2 separate regions of the Mus musculus genome follow, and region 1 is linked to region 2. Evidence: chromatin loops called from intact Hi-C (ENCODE). Cell type or tissue: gastrocnemius. All regions are shown on one strand. Each heading gives the region's core, and the rest is flanking DNA. Links, peaks and the distances in the headings are about the cores only.

What was found. A loop is a pair of places that touch in the nucleus more often than their neighbours do. Peaks named below come from ENCODE experiments on the same cell type or tissue, not always from the same donor. Only the 100,000 strongest peaks of a DNase experiment are listed, where the experiment ranks them.
Region 1: a loop joins it to region 2, with 1.9 times the contacts of the local background. A loop is called at or near these places in 1 of 42 quality-filtered maps.

Annotation. Positions count from the first base shown.
Region 1 is chr8:120,431,200-120,441,880 of GRCm38, reverse strand. It overlaps a transcript of Gse1 not described here. Among named protein-coding and RNA genes, the nearest start is that of Gm51556, 54 kb to the left of the region's middle. In gastrocnemius, for the core only: no CTCF peak of the experiment used is centred there; DNase peaks (open chromatin) are centred at 2,430 and 4,010; H3K4me3 peaks cover 528 bases; H3K27ac peaks cover 3,295 bases.
Region 2 is chr8:120,496,737-120,507,417 of GRCm38, reverse strand. It overlaps a transcript of Gse1 not described here. Among named protein-coding and RNA genes, the nearest start is that of Gm51556, 12 kb to the right of the region's middle. In gastrocnemius, for the core only: a CTCF peak has its summit at 6,313; a DNase peak (open chromatin) is centred at 6,302; H3K4me3 peaks cover 1,052 bases; H3K27ac peaks cover 3,890 bases.

The DNA of each region.
Region 1 (10,681 bases), core at 1,693-6,692, 63 kb after region 2:
GTGTAGGCTAGTGTGGCCTTTGTTCTCGTTCTGTGCCCTTTGCCCAGAGCACTGCCCTCAGATACTTGCTCTGGGATCATGCCCCAGCCGCCTCCAATCCTGGCTCACAGCCACCTGCAATGCCCTCTCCTAAGACTACCGGTGCCCTTTGCCACCTGGTCCAGCCTTCGCTTTGACCTCAGAGCACCCGTGTCTCTCACCCCTTCTTCTCACTGTAGCTCTGGGCTCACTCCTCATCCCCAGGACACAGGATGCCCATAGAGGCCCCCAAGTTCCAGGAAGCAAAAGCCATGCTATCCACGGGGAACCAAGGAACCTGAGAGAAGCCCCCAATCTCAAGTTATTCTCAGAGGGGCTTGGATGGACACTCACATTAAGGGTGACCCTGGGAAGCTCCCACAAGGGACAGCATCATGAGGAGGCTAGCTTCGTGGACTTCAGGGGCATAGCTAATGGCCCTTCCAGTCACGGGAGCTGCCAGGAAGAGGCCAGCCTCAGGGACTACCAGGACAAAGACTCGGCACCAGAGGGAGGAGAGGACCTGGCCTGTCGTGGGCGGGTGTCAGGCAGTAATGGCTGCACCCCCACCCGCAGGCTGGGTGCCATTCATCTGACCATATATACACACGCTAATCAGCTGTGGCCATGGCACCCAGCTCAATTCAAATTGATTTACCGAGCCTGGAAATGGATACAAATGTGATTAAAGGCCTTTTATTTTACATAGGTTCTCTATAAAATGATTGAAATCAATTGCCCGGCAGGCCCTGCGCTATTACTGCGCAGAGCCTGCCCCACTATTGATGGATACGGTGCCAGGAGGCTGAGCCGGGCGGCGACAACTCCCCCAGCCTAGTTCTGGGTCACTGCTGGGGTGGCTGTAGCATCCAGTGGGGTGCCTCTCTGTGTCTGCTAGGCACCTTTGGGGAGGCAGGAAGAGCCAGTGGGTGAGGGAGCAGGCCCGGGGAGGAGGCGTCACCATGGCGACAGCCTCCCACACCATCTTCCAGCCCAGATGCCTCTTGTCTGCGATGGCCAGAACCTGGGAGGCTGGTTCCTGATTCCAGCTCTGAGAAGGGGCACAGTGGGCGCTCTTGTCCCACCCCATGTTCCCTCTGGGAAACCAAGGCCAAAGCAGGGGGCAGCAACAGTCAGTGACAGATATGGCCCTGTTAGTTAGATCCCCTAGCTCACAGGCCACTCAGATGTGTGCACAGACTCCTGGTGGCTGGTGCAGGTTTGTTCCAGAATCCTCAGGTGGTGGGAGTTTTGGTCTGCCACCTGCTCTAAGGAGCTAGGCTAGTGCCAGAAGGTGAAGGCTGGCCAGAGCTACCAGCTCATCAACTGTCTGCTGAGGCTAGCATGGTAATGACCACCATCCACACAACTTCCCTCCTGGATCCCAAGCCTGGGATTCTGGAGCCCTGGGCATGGTGGGCCCATACACGAGGAGAGGCACCTCTCTGCCTCTTGTAGCAGCTGGTAGCTGCCAGGATCTTTGATTTACAACCCAACATCTTCCTCGTGAGGTTCTTCGCCATTTGTCTGTCCACTTATTTATATTAGGTACACGGTATTTTACCTGCCTGTGTGTGTGTGTGTGTGTGTGTGCGCGCGCGCGTGCGCACGTGCGCCCGCGCCCTGTGCAGGCCTAGCACACACGCAGAGGTCGGAAAAAAAAGGCTTCAGATGACCTGGAATTGGAGTTACAGATGGCTGCAATCCACCATGCTGGGAACTCTGGTCCTCTGCAAGAGCAGCCAGCGCTCTTAGCTGCAGAGACATCTTTCCATCCCCAAGATGCTTTCAACACGACCCAGGCAGTACCAGGACCCTGGAGAAGAGCAGGAAGTCTGGAGGAGAGCTGGCAGTCCTGGTATTCCCCAGCGGAGGTGCCACTAGCAATCCCTATGCACAGAGTTCCAAGAAACTCAGGGATCACACTTGTCAGACACACGTCTGGAACATTCTAAACAGCATCTACTCCACCCTACCTCTGTAAATAAGGGGGAGAACGGCCTGGGTCAAGGGAGAGACGCCACCTACACATTCCATGTTCTGGGCTCATTTGTTTTCCCAGAATGCATCACAGGCCCAGAAAAGGAAGGCAACTTGCTCACAGTCACCCAGAAGGAAGGTTCTGGGCCAGGTTTCCACAGTCAGAGTGATACAGAGGAGCAAGAGCCCTTTCCCGCGGACCTCGACCTTTCCCTCTAACCTCGACCCTGCGTCTACTTCATTTTCTGAGTAAGGAGGAGGGGCAAGCCCCACCCTGCTATGGATATAGCCCCTCCTCAGCCCTGCCTGCCTGCAGCCAGCAGCTCCTGCAAGGGCTGCCTGCCTCCCGCAGGCTGTGCCTGCACCACCGCATTAAGGACAGATGGATTACAGCTAATGAGCCCTGCTCGCACCATTAACACTGGAGCCTTCCCTGGATTAAAACGCGCACAGCCCGCCGGGCTGGCTTGTCACTCTCGAGGTGGGCACCGCGGCTGCTGGCTGTGCGTCAGCGTACCCTTAATTGCTCTTGTAATTGGGTCGCCTCGCTCCTGGGAACCCTGATGCCACCCTCAAGGGATGGCGGACTGGTGAGACTGCCTTTTCCATCTCTGCACTAGTCCCCCTCCCCCAAGGCGGTTTTCCCTGGAGTTTGAGCCCCTTCCCTGAAGGTCTGCTTGGGCCAGCAGATACCCCATCCCCAGGATTGTGAAGAAAGGAAGGGGCCGGGTGCACCCGCTCTCCAAATCACGGCCTCTGGTCTATTGTATGCACACACACACACACACACACACACACACACACACACACCTCTCATGCCCCCCCTACAATTCTCTGTCTCTCTCACACCCACACATACACACACATACTTAAAATACACACATGTTCCCACACTCATAACTCTTCTGTGGGATGAAGAAGAAATCAGGAAAGGGCCACCCGGGCAGCAGGGTAGGGCCATGAGGCCCTGAGCCAGAGAAGCCAACTTCCCGGCCTGACTCAGTTGTGTGGCTCAGCATGGTTATTCAGCCGCTCGTGCCTCTGTTTCCCCATCCGTGGAAATGAACATGTGCCAAGTGAGCAGTCATATTTAACAGTTGTGGCACACAGACAGCGGTGGTCTCTGTTACCAGGGTGCCAGGTTCTGTCTGTGAGTGACAGGTGTGCAGACATGTTGGCCTCCCATTCACTCTATAATCAACCCAGACTGCCCTGAAACGTATGGCCAGCCATCCTCCTGCCTCAACTCTCTGCTAACTCATATCTAGATTAGAAGCAGAAACAGGAACTTTGGGTTCAGCAAGGTCTGAGGCCGGGGGACTGTGGCAGGTGACACTCGGTGATGACCCATAAGTTGGCTGAGCGGGTCATCACCAGCGGCCTTTCTTACGCAGCTCGTGGCCACTCTTCCTCCCACAGGATCCAGATCTGCTTCACCCAATGCAGAAGAAGAGCCCAAGGGTCCCCTGCAGCCCCAGGGAGGTCCTATCTCTCTAAGGACTGTTTGCCCATTTGAAAGTTGGTATAGCTAGGGTCCAGTATCCCTCCCACATGCCGCCTGGGTGCACAGGCTACGGAGCGCCGTGGGAGGCACCAGGCAACTGCAGGCTGCGGGCAGGAGGGCAGGAGCAGAGGCCCGTCCCTGAGGTCTGAATTATTCACACACAATAGCACCCTTACTTACAGTGCAGCCGCCACCGACTCCTGCTGGTAGATTACTCGGGGACTGGCTGCTCTCTCGGTTAATTAAGGGGACACTTTTGCCAGTGACTTCTCAGGTGTGCAGTCAGGCAGCCCCAGGTCTCATCCCACTGCCTCGGAGACACTGGATCCCCCAAGACCTGCCAGGTGGGAGGGAACTGGAGCTGGAGCCGTGCCAGGCTCCTAGGTAGGGACAGTGGCCTGTGTGCCCCAGGGCGGAGGCAGGGGGAGTGTGCCAGGCCACAGGAGCCGCATGGGGCTGATCCTGGATCCTAGCGGGGGCTGAGCAGAGACCGTGTCGTGCGTATATTCTCTCTCACCTGACAGAGCTGGGCACAGGCACAGACACTGTGCTCTGGCAGGTTCTAGCAGGTTCTGGCAATCCTCTAGCAGGGTAGGAGCAGCAGCCAACATGAAACATTTACAAAGGCCTTTCGTAACCATCTGTGCTGGGAACGGAGAGGCGGGCTGAGCAGCCACAGCCTTCCTGCCTAGGACCTCAAGGCTGGACAGTTATGGCCCCACCAGGGCCGGGTTTTGAGACGCCAGTCCAAGTAGGGACAAGGACCAGAGTGGCCCACAGATATGCTCTACAGAGAGCTAAGGATGGGGACATAGGGGAAGAGGGCCACAGCATATCCCAACTGTGTTATTTCCAGCTGTGTTGCCTTGGGGACAACACAGTCTCAGTCTGCCACAAATCATGCACCCAGTGGGTGTGTGGGTGTGTCCTGTTGTGCCTTTTCTGTGATTCTTGCAACATCTATGGTCCCTCAGCACAGGGGAGAATCCACTGACTTCAGTTCTTGACAAGGTCCCTTTGAACCGGATTGACTTTCTTCTGCCTGCATCCAAGAAACTCCCACACACCCCTCAAAACCCTCCTGGCACATCCTACCCCTCTGCCTCTTCCTCTCTGTGAGACACAAGACTCCCTCTTTCCACTGCAGCCAACTGTAGCTCATACATGGTTTATCCTTGGTGAAAGATCCAAAAAGAAGGGGGGCACTCTGGCCTGCATATTACAGACTAAGAAAACCTGCCACACTGGCTGAGCCCGTGCAGAGCCTGAATTTGGACCTGGGAAGTCTGGCTCTCTTCAGCTGCCTCTGAATGGAACCATGGGAAAAAGGAGAGAGGTCTGGCTGTTTCAAGAAGAGCCAATGTCAGGAGCAGCTGGACCCAGCAGACCTGAGAGATGAATCAGATGCTGAGATCTGAGGCAGTCAGCTTAGCGGGGAAACAGGGAAGGTTACAAACTAAAACTGAAACCTGAGCAGGGACTCTGGCAGTGTCATCCAGGGAGGGGACCTTGGGCTGTGGTTTCTGCCTGCACACACCCCCACCCCCACCCTCAAGTGCTGGCTCAGCATGGAGTCCAGCTGCTGACCTGATGGTTATTTCAGGACTATAGGGGCAGGTGGAGAGAGCTCTTGGCTTTAAGCTGAAAATGGTGGTGGAAGAGGGGCGTTCCCAATGGGTGTCTAGCAGAAAAATCCGACTGGGGGACTCTCCAGCTGCCTGGCAGACTCACCCATCCCACCCAGTCCCGCTCTCCCTTGGGGCCTTGGCGCCCCCCTCCCCCACTGCACCTGCTGTGGGAGTGTCACCTCAGCAGATTGGTCCTCAGGTCCCCAGGGAGAGTAATTGGACACAGAGCAGAGGACTGCTACTGTGCTGTGTCATCTACTGTGGGTAGCCAGGGAGGCGGCAGCGGTGGCGGGTCCTACTGGGTCTCCAGGACGGAGAGGAGAATGTTCCTCTTTAGGGAGGGGCAGTAGCCGTGGAGCAGGTCAGAGACAATGGAGTTTTGTAGTGGTTGCCTGACTGACCCACGTTTACATGAAGCTCTGGCTTCACTCCCCTTCACCACACAGAATGAGCGTGGGGGCATAATCCTGTAAGTCCAGCAATCATGAGGTGGAGGCAGGAGGATTGGGAAATCAAGATCACCTCAGCAACCATAGCGAGCCCAGGGCCAGCCTGGGCTACATGAGCCTGCGTGCCTGGGTGGGATGTGGGAACTCAGGGTTTTTAAAAGACGCAGGCGGATGGCCCTTGTGATGACTTGGGTATGACTTGGGTAATGTCCAGTGTGTGGTGTCGATGGGACTTCTGCAGCCAGCTTGTCGCTATACTCGGTGTTCCCCGGGGTCAGCAGGAACTCTTCTATCAGGAAGTGAGCAAGTTAAAAACCTCAGTGCTTAGAGAACTGAAAACCTGTGTCCACCCTACGCCCCAGAGACAGTGATTGAGAACTAGAGACAAGCGTGCTGCTACACGCAGTGGAGTATTACTGAGCCATAAACAGGGACAAAGCTGTTAGACATGCTGCCGTGGTGAGACCGGCAAACACGATGCTGAAGGCTGGGTGTGACGACGCTATCAGCAATGCAAGCATGGCTGAGATCAAGGCAGGGGGATTGGCAGGTCCAGGCCAGCCTGAGCTACAGCCCTGTTGCCAAGGAATGGAGGAGAGACTTCACAGTATATGAACTAGATCTCAGTAAAACTGAAAAAACAAAACAAAACAAAACCAAAAAAAACCCTAACCCCTAACCCCTGCCTCGTGCCCAGCCAGAGACCAAGGCTGCCCATCCAATCCAGCAGGAGCTATGGGTGCAGAATAGGTGGGTATCATGTTTCCCTGTAGGAGGGGGTACAGGTGGCTTGCACCTGCTGACTTCACGGGAGTCAATAAGCAGACAGACAGACAGACAGACAGATGCTTGCCTGGACCTTGTGTTGAACATGTGGTCCAGGCTCCAAGGCGGATGCTGAGCTACAGGGGCCCACGGGTGCTGTGCCGTTGCAACTAAGAGTTCAGGGACTTGAGAAACCTCTGCTCAGTAAACTGAGAACTCTGTACCACAAGCTGGGAATAGTGTCTAACCATCCCTGCTGCGGTTGGCTCCCTGGGTTCCTCCTGCCCAGGTCCCTCTGCATTCACTGTTCCCGGAAGGGGAGGGGAGGGGGAGAGGGGAGGGGAGGGGAGGGGGGAAGGAAGGGGAGGGGAGGGGAGTGGAGGGGGGAAGGAAGGGGAGGGGAGGGGAGGGGAGGGGAGGGGAGGGGAGGGGAGGGTGTCAGGACAAGCCAGGACGAGAATGAGAAGGTAAATTCTGTCATGCCAGCAAGCATGATGCCTACCTTACCTGGACTGCTTCTGTTTGACAGCTGGGCATTAGAGGGTAGGACAACAGAAACTCCAGGCTAACAACCCTCTGCATGTTTGCTTGGGTATACCTCTGTCCATCTTCAGTAAGCCACCCAGACCTGCAGGTCTCCTGTGTTCTTAGCAGCCCTCAGGTCTCAGTGAAACTCTCTGTACCCTGCCTGCTCCTTCCTCCACCTCACAGCTGCCCACACAGCACCAATGCCACAGAATAGGTAGCCTGCTACCCTCTAAAGCACAGCATGGGCTTTGGATTTCAAGTAGGGCCCACCAGAGGTTCTAGTAACAGCCCAGTGGTCATCAGGGAAGCCCTCTGAATCTTGGATCTTAGAGCCACAGGAGACTGTGATCTGCATGAGTGAACCCCCACGTCTACCCCATGACCAACAGGTCTCAGTTATAAGGTGCAGAATGGGCAATGGGGCCCCAGAGATCTCATGCCCAGCTCCCAGTCAATACACCTGAAACGAGCCCACCCTTCCAGGCTGCCTGGGCTGCTTCACCTCCTTCCTGCCCTGGAGCTACTTGCTGGACACAGCTCAGCAGATCTGTGCACCTGCCCCCAGAACCTCAGGCAGTGGTTGTGTGAAAATGGGTTGGTTCGTGATAATATAGTTAATAGACGTACATTTGAGGATTATGGTGTATCTCAGGGCTACAGTACACGCCAAGTGTGTATAAGGCCCTGCGACCCATCCCTAGGACAGGAAAACAACCAAACAACCAAGATAGGTTTGTACAGAAGGAAGAGCCTTGAGTCCTATGTGATTGGCATTCATACAAGGAGGGGACTGGACTCAGAGACAAGGACAGGAAGACAGGATGGTTTGTTTACCACAGAAAACAAGTTTACTCTGTGTACCCCCTCCCCTGCTAGGAAACACCAAGTGAGTGACATCTTTAGTTACCATACTAGAGCATGTGATGAATCAAGATGTCACTCTATATCCTATAACGCACAGGGCCTCTAACTGGCCCCAACCATTAGCAATGTCATAATTCCTCAGATTATTTTTGTGTGCCTCTCTCTGGGCATGTATATGTATCATATGAGTGCAATACCCACAGTGGCCAGAAGAGGGCACTATATCTTAACTGATGAGCCAGCTCTCCAGCCTCCATTTTTCTCTTTGAAGATGTAGAGTGTCTCATGTAGCCCAGGTTGGCCTTGACCTTGAATATAGTTGAAGATGACCTTAATTTCTGACACTGGGATTATAGGCATACCTATCATATCCAGTTTATGTGGTACTGGGAATTGAACCCAGGGCCTTGTGCATGCTAGGCAAATAGTTTAACCATCTGAGCTATAGTCCCAGCTCCCATCTTCATTTTAAACCATGGTCGCCTGAGAATAGAAAGCCCACGGCCTCTGAGGTCCATGACTGGAATAAGGTGGCCCTCAGCATCTGGGGAACTGTGAGGGAACTGCTGTCAACAGACACAGTGAGGGCTGGCCACCTTGTGCAGGTCAGCAGGGACTGGGTAATCCCAGGTATGGGTCTGGGAGATGAGGTGGCCAGGGCCACCTCACTGTGGCCTTCCATCATGGTCAGGCTCCCTGGAGTGCCACGGAGGGAGCACCAAGCTGGCAGTGGGAGCCAGTGGTGCCCCTTCCCCACCTTACAGAGCTTGGGCGGGCTGTGAGCCTGCCAGATGGCAGCGCGCCACGTGCCGGAGAATAATCACTGTTAAAAATTCACTGGGTTTTCTTTTCTTTTTTTAGGTTCCACTTGCACTCTCTGCTTCCTTCTCCAGAAGGTACCAAACCACCACTGATGGCTTTAATTGTCTCTAATTAAAAGAAACATCGCCTGGGACCTGGGGCTCCTTCATTCAGAGGCTTCAGGGGGAGTATGGAGTTGTGGAGGGCTCCCTGGGGCCCCTGCATGGCCCTGCCTGACTCATGTTGCCTGATGGAGACTCCAGCTGGGTTGGAGGTGGGCCTCTGGTATCTCTAGCCTAGGACCCCAACAAAACAGCAGCCAGGGGAACCCCAAGGGCAGAGGCAAAGGCTGCCTTGGGGACATGAAATCAGGGGCCAGTGACTGTCAGAACTCAGACCTTGCACAGGTCACTAGGAAGGAAATGTGGGTTCCCACAGAGCCAGCTTGCTAAGGTTCTGATGTCTTTCTTAGCACATGCTTAGCTCAAGTTCACAAAGCCACATACCTGAAGGAACCCTGAACCCTAGAGATGGGTGGGGTCAGCTCAGGAGGACCATGGGCACGCCTGCAAATCACCCATCATCAGGAGACATCACGTTCCAGCCTACCCTGAATGCCCAAGCGTTGAGACTAGCCAGCCCAAGCTGCTGGCCTTCTGCAAGGGCTAGGGGACATCTGATAGCTGGCTGCTCCTGAGGCTCCTGTAGGAGCACTGGGGTCTTGGCCTGGAGCCTGGGGTAGCGTTGAATTTCTGGAGGAAGCAAAAGCAGCCATACGCCTTTGACCACCACCATCAGGGGCCTTATTAAAAATGAGCCGTGGGGCCCTCTCTGCATGGCCAGGGACTTCCTCAGGATAATGTCCCTTCCTCCCCCTTACTGGTCCTTGAGTATCCCTCGTCTTCCACAGATAAGCAGCCCCCTTGGTGGCTGGCTGGTATTTCAGCCTGGAGAGTGTTCTCCTTCCAGCCAGATCGCAGGCTGACTTCTCCCCGCTCCACGGACGGGTGGCAAGGCGCTGTCCTCAGAACCAGGACCTTTTCCTCTAAACTCCCACAGTCCTAGGAATTTTAAATGATGCCTTATCTTAAAATTATATGGCCAGATATGGTAGTTTCACAGGTCTTTAATCCTGGCACTTGGGGGGCAGAGACAGGTGAATCTCCGAGTTCGAGGCCAGCCTGTTCTGCAGAACAAGTTCCAAGGCAGCCAGGGCTACACAGAGACACTCTGACTCAACAAACTCAAAACTAAACCAAAGCAATAATATAAATATAAATATAAATATATAAATATATAAATATATAAATATATAAATATATAAATATATAAATATATACATATATACATATATACATATATACATATATACATATATACATATATACATATATACATATATACATATATACATATATACATATATACATATATATACACACACACACACACACACACACACACACACACACATATATATATATATATATATATATATATATATATATATATATATATAGTCTGTAAGGTGTTTGGCTAAAGAGCACCGGCTTCTTGCCCATGGGACCCAGGTTGAATTCCTAGCACCCACACAGAAGCTTATAACTGTCTTTAACTCGAGTTCCAGAGGGTCAGACATGCTCTTCTGGCCTTTGTGGGTGCCAGGTATACAGATAGTACACATGTAGACAAAACAAATAAATAGGATTTAAACACACACAGGCACGGGGCTGGGTGTGTGCTTGCCAGAGCTCTGGGGGGGGGGGGGCTGTCCTGACTTTCCAGCGTCATGCTCAGGGGCTGCAGACATGGAGGCACGGGCTCTCCACTCTGTCTGTCTGTCCCATGGCTTCACTCACATGTGTCTGTCACACCTAAGATGGCCTGTCCTTGGACTCGGGGCCCAACCTTCCCCACAGTAGCTTCATCTTGGCTCTCTCATCTGGGTCTACCTGCAACGATCCCGCTCCAAGGCTGAGGTGAGGGTGTAGGTGGACGACGACCTAGGGGAAGAACTCTTCTTCGACACCCCTCTTTCCTCCCAGAGCTCGCGCTGTTAGAGACCGGTGGGGAACAACCGTTCCTTCTGTTGTCCCATCTGTTCTGAGGCCTGTGGCAGGGTGAGGTGGGAGAAGCCATCCCTC
Region 2 (10,681 bases), core at 3,925-8,924:
GTGGTGACGCACACCTTTAATCCCAGCACTCAGGAGGCAGAGGCAGGCGGTTTTCTGAGTTCGAGGCCAGCCTCGTCTACAAAGTGAGTTCCAGGACAGCCAGGGCTATGCAGAGAAACCCTGTCTCGAAAAACCATAAAATAAATGAAATAAAATAAATCCCCAGCTTTGTTAGGTGTAGCACAAAGGATTATGGGGTGTCAGATGTCTCTGCGGCTAACTGGGTTTGGGGACAAGAGATTCTCCCTGTCAGGCCTGTGTTCTGCTCTGGCTGACCTGAATCCCCCCTCCCCTGCCGCCCTGTAACTTTTGTCATCATAAGCCCCAATCTACACCCTACTTCTCCACAAGGATTCAGTCTACATTTGTCCCCCCTCTCACCCCTATTCCTCCTCACCACAAATATCTTCACGACTTGGACCCCAAGTTTCCCCACCACAGAAGGAACTCAGTGCAGGGGTGTTGGAGGTGGGTCACCTGGCCTGCAGAACCTTACTTCCTGTCTGTGATACCCCAGGCAGGGTGACATTGAGGTCCTTCACCTGGGACCTCCTGTGGTCAGGGAAAGGCCTGAGGAACATTAGGGCAGCTGTGATTCCTGTGGCATGCCTCTCAGTGACAGATGCCACCCACCGCAAGGCACCTTGGCTCCCAGGGAAAGTGTGCAACCGTCCAGCAGGGGTCAGACAGATACTTCCTACATCCTTCCTAACACAGAGCAGACACACCCTGCACAGCACCCCAGACCCTGCACAGCACCCCAGACCCTGCACAGCACCCCAGACCCTGCACAGAACCCCAGACCCTACACAGAACCCCAGACTCTGCACAGCACCCCAGACTCTGCATAGTACCCCACAAAGTACCTCTCAGTACATGTTTAACATCCAAGACCCAATACAGTTCCCTAGACCCACACAGCACCCAGATCTGAGAAGGAGTCCCAAGGTAGCACTGGGGAGCAAACTGCACCTGTAGCTAGCTCGGCTCAGGGCCAGGCAAAAGGTGACAGAGGTAAACCCAGCTTTTACGTTGTAAAGACAGCACTGTAGATTTCATAGAGCCAGGTTGTTTTCAAACTCTGGTTCCATCAAAGACCCTGCACAATGGCGGGCACAGCAGGAGCTGGGGGGCCACCCAGCAACCCCCAGCCTCACTACATATTAGCAACTCACACTGTAATGCTGCCTTCCAACACCCTGTGCCGAGGGATAAAATCCTCAGGTGGCCTTTTGGGGAGGTCAGGTCTGTGCCAGTGGCCGGCCTTCACTTGGCCTTGTTCCTGGCTCCAACCTGGGCCCGGGAGTACAGGACCAGCGTCCTGGCTCTGGTACTGCCGCCTGCGTGGATCCGGCTGTCCTCAGGACCAGGCGCTCATGAACACAGCTGTCAGACGCACTAAAAACAGGAAGAGAAGAAAACCCCAACAAAACGGAGGCAACATACCAAATGCCAAAATACAATGAAAATTCAAACAGCTAAAACAAATATAGCCATGAAAAGACGGGAGCCCTCGCAACGCCGTCTCTACAATTAAGCAGCTTTCTGCTCTACGCTGACAGTCACCTAATTATACCACTAATGACAGTTCAACCTGCTTCGAAATAAAAGGCCAGTTTCCACAACGGGAAACCAGCTGTTAGTTACACATGTCAAACATCTTTAAAGCGTTATTATTAGGGGGGAGAACAACAAAAAAATCCCTATAAAATGAACGCATCCATCTCACGCCCCACTCCACGAGGGGGGGAAAATCACAATTAGCCATGTGCTTCTGCCCAATAATAATAAAACGTGAACACACACAAGGATACGGGGGAGGGGAGAAAGAGAGAGATGGGGAAGCCGCCCCCTCAGGGTCTTCTAAGGGGCTCCCCACCCTGTGGTGCAGGAGGAGGGTCTGTGTTTATTTCCTTCCTCTGCGTTTTAAATTCCTCTTGGTGAAGCAGTCTCAGGGACCAGGATATTTATGAGCTGAGCTGATCTCCCCGGGGGCTCAGCCAGGGCTCTCCTGGTACATGAGGCCCTGTCAAGTGCCTGTCTGGGAGGCAGTTAGCGGCAGCCGGAGCAGCAGCAGCCGCAGGTCGCGGAGGTGGCAGTGGCCTGGCTGCCCCCGGCCTCGTAGACATATGCTCGGGCTATTCCCTGCCAGCATGTCTTCAAACCGTGCGAGCCTTTGACATTCTGGAGGCGCAATAAACACCCGAGTTTCTCTTCTGACAATAGCCGAGCGGATTTAATTAACTGGGGCGGAAAGGGCTGCGGCGGGAGGGGCTGGGATCCAGCTACAGAGTGGGGATTAACCTTTAAGACCAGCAACTGGCTGGCAGGGTAAGGGGACCGCGGCCTGCTGGGGGCTCAGGCCAAGCTTACTGCACCCGCAGGAGCACTGGGGTGGGCAGAGCAAGAGCAGACACAAGGAACTGCGGGGGTGGGGGACCACAACTCAGGACGCTCCCGCTCACCCTGGCGGCAGCTGAGCCACCCCTGGGAGCTCTACGGTGGTGTTGGGGGGCGGGGCTCACCAAGGGGTCTGAGGTGGGGTGGGGGGTGGGGTTAGGGGTTGGGGGTGGAGCGAACCCTTCCAATCCAAGCCAAGCCATAAGAGGGCAGCTGCCTGGGTATGCACTGTTCAAAGGCACCCTTTAGCATCAGCGCAGTAGTCCGGAGAGGGGTGTGTAACTTGGGCCTCCTCTCTAGGCCACAGCCACGCCTGCGACTTGACCCCTGGGCCTTGTCCAGTCGAGGAGAGACAAGAGACAGCTCATGGGTTGGGTGGCTGTGGCTTCCAGGATAAGCACAGCAGGGTTGTGACAGGGGCAGTAAGGATGTCTGAGCTGCTAACATGCACAGCTGCTGCCAGGAGCATTCCTGGTTGTACTCCGGCCTCCAAGTGCTGTGTGACCCCCCGGGCAAGTGGTTTTCCATCTCTGGGCTATAGCTGAATAGTGGGCACTGGGCCCTTCACAGGCCTGGTTCTTCCTTAGCCAGGAGAGAGGCGTTCTGGCTGCCTGCTAGGGAGAGCCATTTATCCTTACAACTCCCATGGCCGGCCCTTGATAGCTTCCTCTCTCAAAGGAGTGCAGCCAGGCCAGCTCTCTGACCAGCTGGACATCCTCCAAGAACAACTCAGCTTGGGGCCTGCCTGTCACAGCGGGCAGAGGGAGGCAGGGCCTTCCCGTGCTACCAAGGTGGGATGGTCTCTTCCAGACTATGCTCAAGGGAGGCTGAGACCATGGAGGTCCTGTTTCTGCTTGGTGCTGGGCCTGCCCTACTGTGAGATGAGAACACAGTGGCTCTAACACCCACTGTCCCTACTGTGGTCTCTTTTCTATGGGTGGAATTCTGACAGGAATAATTTCTCCCAAATTTCCATCCCAGAAACACACAGACCCTTACGGACAAGAAGTGCACAACCTGGGGCTGGAGAGATGGCTCAGTGATTAAGAGCACTGACTGCTCTTCCAAAGGTCATGAGTTCAATCCCCAGAAACCATATGGTGGCCCACAACCATCTGTAATGTGATCTGATGCCCTCTTCTGGTGTGTCTGAAGACAGCTACAGTGTAACAGTGTGTACTTAGATATAATAATAAAATAAAATCTTAAAAAAAAAAAAAAGTGCACAACCTGCCAGGTGTCTTTATTCCTGGTACTCAGGAGCAGAGGCAGCTGGATCTCTGTGAGTTTGAGGCCAGCCTGATCTACATACAAGGTCCAGGACAGCCAGGGCTACACAGTGAAACCTTGTCTCCTGGGGGACAGAAGCTGCTACCTCTGGGCCACCTGCTCTGGTCTTGGGCCTGTGCTGAACACAGCCATCGAACACCCCAGAATTCACAAAGTTTGTATTGTTTTTCCAGACAGGGTTTCTCTGTGTACCCTTGGCTGTTCTGGAACTCACTCTGTAGACCATGCTGGCCTTGAACTCAGAGATTCACCTATCTCTGAGTGCCTGAGTTAAGCCATCATCACGCCCAGCTGGTATGAGGCTCCACTGTGCTACGGGGACAACGAGGCTCAGACAGAACATGGCATCTTTTAATGACCCTGAGAACCAGCCTCTAAGGCCCACAACTCGAAGAAATGAACCCTGTCCACACAAGGCCTGCCTGCCATACGTGGGCTCATGGGAGCCAAGAGAGGAGTCAGTATCTCGGTGGACTTGTGTCCCACCACGGAGATGGAGCTCTGGGCCATGCGTGAAAAAAGGGATTCGGAGAGCCCATGCATTTGGGGTCAGGACCCTGCAGTAGTGGGGGTAAGAAAGCTGAGAGGCTAGAAAAGGCATCTGCAATCTGACCAGCACAATTTAAACCCTGCCCTACCACTGACTGACTGGTTGTACAACCTGTCCCGGACAGCTCAGTCTCTGCACACTTTCTTCTTCAGTGTGAGGCTAAGGTTAGATGAATGAATCCACAGAAGCCACCCCTCCAGTCGCCATCTACAATCCAAGTCCCCCATAAGTATAAACATCTTCCCCACACCCCCAGCCCACACAGGTAACACCCCTACCCCCACCTCCCCACTTCTAGGCTGTTATCCCACCCTCCTCTCCTGGGATGCCTTAGGTCTTCATCCTGTATTTTTTTTCCCACCCAGAATGTTCCACTGACCCGTGGGTCCCCCTTTGGGACCTTATTAGCACCTATCCTATGGCATTGCGGAGGGGCTACTGCACTGGGGAACCCCTGCTGGGGGTCTCTTTCCAGCTCTGTTGCCTCAAACCTACTCTGGAGAGGAGGGGGAGGGGCCACCTGGAAGAGGCAAAGCCGACCCACTCACAACAGTGGGCCTACCCCTTCCTTAAAGAAACTATCTCCCTTGGGGGTTCCTGCCCACACCCAACCTTATTTCCTCATTTTGTGGACGGGTACCTCCACGGTGTCCCCAGGCTCTCAACATGTTCCACTGACAGTGACCTGCCCCTGCAGGGAGGACCTGCCAGGCTCTGTAACCTCTGATCTGTCCCTGCAAATCCCTCCAGTGTTTACTGTCAGGTTCCTGGTATGTGTACACACACACACACACACACACACACACACACACATACACACCAGCCTCAGGCTCAGCAGAGTCTCCTTAAGGTCCCAATAGCTCTAGGAACCCTTACTTACACACACACACACACACACACACACACACACACACACACACCCACCAGGTGCTCAGGCTCAGCAGAGTCTCCTTAAGGTCCCAATAGCTCTAGGAACCCTTACTTACACACACACACACACACACACGCACACGCACACGCACACCAGGCGCTCAGGTTCAGCAGAGTCTCCTTAAGGTCCCAATAGCTCTAGGAACACACACACACACACACACACACACACACACACACACCAGGCGCTCAGGCTCAGCAGAGTCTCCTTAAGGTCCCAATAGCTCTAGGAACCCTTATACACACACACACACACACACACACACACACACACACACACACACATACACACACACACACACACCAGGCGCTCAGGCTCAGCACAGTCTCCTTAAGGTCCCAATAGCTCTAGGAACCCTTACACACACACACACACACACACACACACACACACACACACACACCCAGGCGCTCAGGCTCAGCAGAGTCTCCTTAAGGTTCCAATAGCTCTAGGAACCCTTAGCTCCAGTGTCTGCACCTGCCCCAGGGCTGAGACCAGCACTGCCTTCTGTATACTTCCTAGTGACTGGGGTCTTGATCTCTAACTGCGCTGGCCAGCTTGGCAGCCACCATCCAACTCAGAAACAAGAAGCACATGACAAGCACATGACATGCACATGTGGCACATGACAAGCTTCCAAAGCTTCGGACATGAAGCCAGGTGCTGGGTCTCAGGTAACAACGCAGATCTAGCTCTGCTCCTAGGGCGAGGCCTGGGAAGGGTGCCTACCGGTGGGGGCTCAGGAGTAAGTCCTTACTACATAAGGCACAGCTCCCTGGAGCCTTTTTTTTAGCAAGATACAGGGTCCTTCTAAGCACCCAGCCCAGCTGTGACACCTGAGAGGCAAACCACTCTCTGTCCCCATGTGACCCCTTTAAACACCCAGTCCACACTCATTAGCTGCATGGGGTACCACCTCCTGCAGGAAGGCCTCCCGGTTTGCTCTAGGCTGGAGTCAGGAACATCCCAGGATCCAGCCCAGGGAACTTGCAGCCTAGGAGGCAAGACCTATGACTAACTTTCACTCCTTCCCCCTGCCTGGGCCTGGCACAGCCAGGTGTCGAGAACTGGCTGGCAGCTGCCAAGCACAAATGTCTCTTTCCAGCCAGGCCAGGGACACTGCTGCCTGGTGGCTGTTTGCTTAGCATCCTGCCCACTCGGCTCACCGCACCGGTCCAACCTGCTGGCTGGCTGCCCCCTCTGCACCCTGGCATCCTGGAGGTGACAGAGCCTTGAGTCAAAGGCTTCTGACTCTGGATAAAAAGCCAACGAGTGGACTTGCTGGTTTCTGTGCTTCCAATAAAATCCCTTCTGTTGCCCTTGACCCTGCAGGGCAGGTGGATGCCGGCCACAGTCATCGGCAAGGCCAAGGGAAGGCCAAAGGTGAGGTTCTGGAGGCAGTTCTCCCCATACTCTGGGCCCGGAGGATATTCCCAAGGCCACAGTCCTTGCCAGTCACACTGACCAATGACCAAGACCTTCAGAGCTCCCTGGCCCTGAAGAGGCCCCAGAACTGACCTTTAACCCCATCTGGCCTGGGAGCTGCCTCTCCGGACAGGTTTTCTAGGTCAGAGGCCAGCTTGGCCTGTGAACTCCAGGCCACAGCTCACAGTGGACCACCAGACACCTCCCTCTCTTCTGCAGGCTCCCTCCCCACCTGAGGTTTAGGGGGAAACTCCTTGGTTCTACCCACAGGGAGCCTGCCCAGGCCTAGGGAGGGGCAAAGCCTGTACCGAGAGGAATAGAAAGCCACACAGTCTAAGGTGGCCCTGAGGTGCCCGGGGCCACAACAGGCTGGATAACAGGCGCCAGCCTGTGAGGCTGTGAGTACTCCCCAGCTCAGCCGGACAGCCATCACAGAAATAATTCCTGCCTCAGCTTCCCACATCCTGAGATCACAGTCCTGTGCCACTACACGAGGTCTCCTTCAGGGCTTTAAACAAACAAACCAGCTTTCCACATCCTAAGTAGGAGACAGCAGTTTAGCAAACAAGAAGTTTAGCAAACAACTTGCCCAAGCCCTTCCAACAGGGGATCTGCAGATCCAGATCCTAGTCTGCTACCCAGGAGTTGGGGATGCAGGCCTGTGATCTCAGTAGTCAGGAGGCTGAGGCAGGAGGATGGAAAATTTGAGGGCAGCCTAGGTTGCAAAAATAACACCCTGTCTAATAAACAAATACAAAAACAAAAGCCGAACTCTTGGGCCAGGGGAGCAGATGGTTCCGCAGAGAAAGGTTCATGTCGAGCCTGACGGTCCAAGTTTCAATGCAGGGACCCAGAGACCCCAGAGACCCATACTGTGAAAGGTGAGGACACACTCCTGCAAGTTGTCCTTTGACCTTCACAGGTGCCTGGTGGCTGGAAACCCACCCCATCCCACCCCCAGCACAAAATAAGTGTCAAAAAGAATTCGACAAAATAGATCTGGTTTCTGCTGGGTGTGGTGGCGCACGCCTTTAATCCCAGCACTTGCGAGGCAGAGGCAGGTGGATTTCTGAGTTTGAGGCCAGCCTGGTCTACAGAGTGAGTTCCAGGACAGCCAGGGCTACACAGAGAAACCCTGTCTTGAAAAAAAACCAAACCAGACAAACAAAAATAACAAACAACAACAACAACAACAACAACAACAAAACAAAAACCACAAAAGAACAACAACAAAAAACCAGATCTGGTTTCTGAATTCATGGAGTCCTCCAAGAGTCCCACTTTCACAGACCTGGGCCTGGGGAGAAGCAGCATCTAACAGGGCTGAGCCTTGAGGCCTGGTGAGGAAAACAGTCTGCACAGAGGTGTAACCAGGTAGCAGGTCAGAGCCAAGCAGCCCTCCCTAGACCTGGCCTTTGGGCAGAGTTGCCAGGCAAGGTAAGAGGAAGCGGTCTGGTTGGAGCAGCCTGAGATGCCAACTGGCTACTACAGTAGCCTAGCAGAATACACTTAGGTAGGAGGGCCCAGTGGCCCTAACATCAGTTTCCCAGACCCAAAGGTCTTCCTCTGAGGGGACCCTCATCTAGAAATGGGGAGGCATGGCTCTGACTAGCGGCAGGGGCCTCAGACTTCTGCTCCTGTCATTCCAGCGTGAGACACTACTGTGTGTGAGTTGTGAGTCACCAGCCCCACCTACAACCCGAGCAGGGGGAGGGGAGGCTCCCAGAGCTCTGCCCTGTATCTGGGTCAGGAGCCTGGCTGGCCGCTCCAGCCACTGATCAACCCGTGCTCGATTCGGCCATGAATATTCATGAGCTTATCCGATTCCACACTTTCATTTCTGGCCCAAATTAATAATTTACCAGGGAGGTTCATAAAAAATCAGATGTGGCTCATTAGCGGCTCCCCCCAAAGGCATCTAACCGGCCCCTCACTCCAGGGAGGGGCTGCTCTTCCTGTGACCAGAGCTGGGCTCTTGTGTGCAGACCCTCACACCACCTTCAAGGGGCAGCTACACAGGCCCACTGTAAACCCTCAAGGCAGGACTTTCCAGCTTCCACACTGAGATCCAAGACTGCTCTAGGCCCACAACCTAGACTGTCTGGAAACCCCAAAGGCAGGCTCCCTAGAGGACAGAGTCTAGTCCCAGTCCCAGAGGTCAGGCCTCCTACCTGGCTTTCCGAAGAGCTTGCAAGAGACAGGCTGACTATCCTCCCAACTGGCAGCTTCCACATCTCCATCCTATCTTCTCTTCAGCGTGGTTCCCACCCTATCAAGGGATGGATTCCTTCCAGCTGAGCCCAGCCTGGTGGGGCTCCTCCCTCTCTGCTAACGGACTGAGTGTGGCGTGGAAGAGGCCCTGATATCTGAGGCCAGGCCCTGGGAGGCAGGGGGTCATGGGGCCTCTTCTCTGCATAAGCCACCACAGCCCCTGCCATGACATCAGAGGCTGTGAGGAATCCCAGACCACACTGAGAACCCCATGGAAGAGGGTGCTTCATCTGGGACCACTGAGACTGTCGTCGCCTGTAGCCAGAGCCAATGGGGGGACGGGGGAGGGGGAGAAGAGGGCCCTTCACAAGACAAGTGCCCCTCTCATCTTTTAGTTGTGGCTGCAATGTCAGGCACAGAAGGCCCTAGGCCAGCCCACAATGGCACACTGGTGCCATCCTGACCCCATCTGGCGTCCAGTTCCCAGCATCCTGGGGTGGGCTTATGGTCTACACACTCAGCTTCCTCTCAAGTGGTGGTACCCGCCTCCCCCAGCCTCCCAGTGTTGCTGTGTCTGGAGAAGCCCACAAGGGAACTTTCCCAGCAGAGAGGTGGGAGAAGAGAATAGCACCTTGTCTCTGGGCCTCAGAGGATCTGAGATAGAGGAAATAAAGGTGAGGTGAGGTGAGGGGGTGATTCTCTCAGCTCCCCAGAGTGGCAGGAAGTGGTGAGAGCCCCCACCGGGAGCCCCTGGCACACAGCTGTAGGCCTGAGGGCACCTCATCCCCTCCGTGCCTCCCAGGCCTCCGCAGAGAGCTCCATTAAGACCCATGCTGTCTCCCCTTACGCTCTTTCATGTCCCTGCTGCACCCCCCCTTCTCTTGTCAGATAATCACAGAAACCAGCAAACGGTTGACACGGTTTCCAAGACAACAGAAGTTAGGCCCACGAGAGGCCTGGGAGCTAATCCTGAATGAATTACAAGCCAGAGTGACAAGGGGGTGGGCGGCGTTGGGGGCCAGTTCAAAGGAGGCCTGGTCGGAGATGAGGTGCCGTCTGCCTGGGGCTCCATTGCTGCTGGGTGAGGCTGGAGCCTTCAGGGGGGGCAAGAGGCAAAAGCTTTTAGAAGAATCTAGTACCCTATAACCTTCTCCCTGGGGACGATCCAGCCAGAAAAACTTTCTATCCCAGAAGACTTGAGATCTGCTGGTGTGGGCCACAGGCCAGTATGGGTCTCCAGAGTGAACTATTATCGTATCTAGGACTTGTCACTGGTGACCATTTTGAGAGCCTGGGCTCCTTGGCATCCTGCAGGAGTCCATAAGTAATGCCTTCCTTCCAGCACCAACCTGGGGCGGGCCTCTGCTCTGACACCGGCCTGAAGCCACAGTTGAGAACTCATACATACTCCAAGGAGAATGCAGACTTCCTTCCATTCCAGAGCATTTCATCCTTGGTTCCTGCATGTGCACTCACCAATGCTCAGGACAAACAACCTTACATGGTGGCACGGCTGGCCCCGAGTACACATGGGAAACACACAAGGAAACAGAGAGGTTAAGTAACCTGCCCAGAGTAACACATCCAAGAAGGTAGCAGGTACTCAGCCCTGACTCCCACTAGGCTCTGTGCTTAGGCAGCGCTGCAGCGGACTGACCTCGAACAAGCTGCAGACCCTCAGACACCCTCTAACCCCCTACTACCACTCTACCACCCTCCAGTTCCCAAAGGTGCAGAAACAAGGTCACCAGGCAAGACAGCCATGAGTGGACCTCATAGCCCCACGGACGGTCTCCAACTGGCATGGCTCCGCTCCACAGAGCAGCCACCCAGAGCCATGGTGGTCTCCTCTACATGGGTCACCCAGCAGCCAG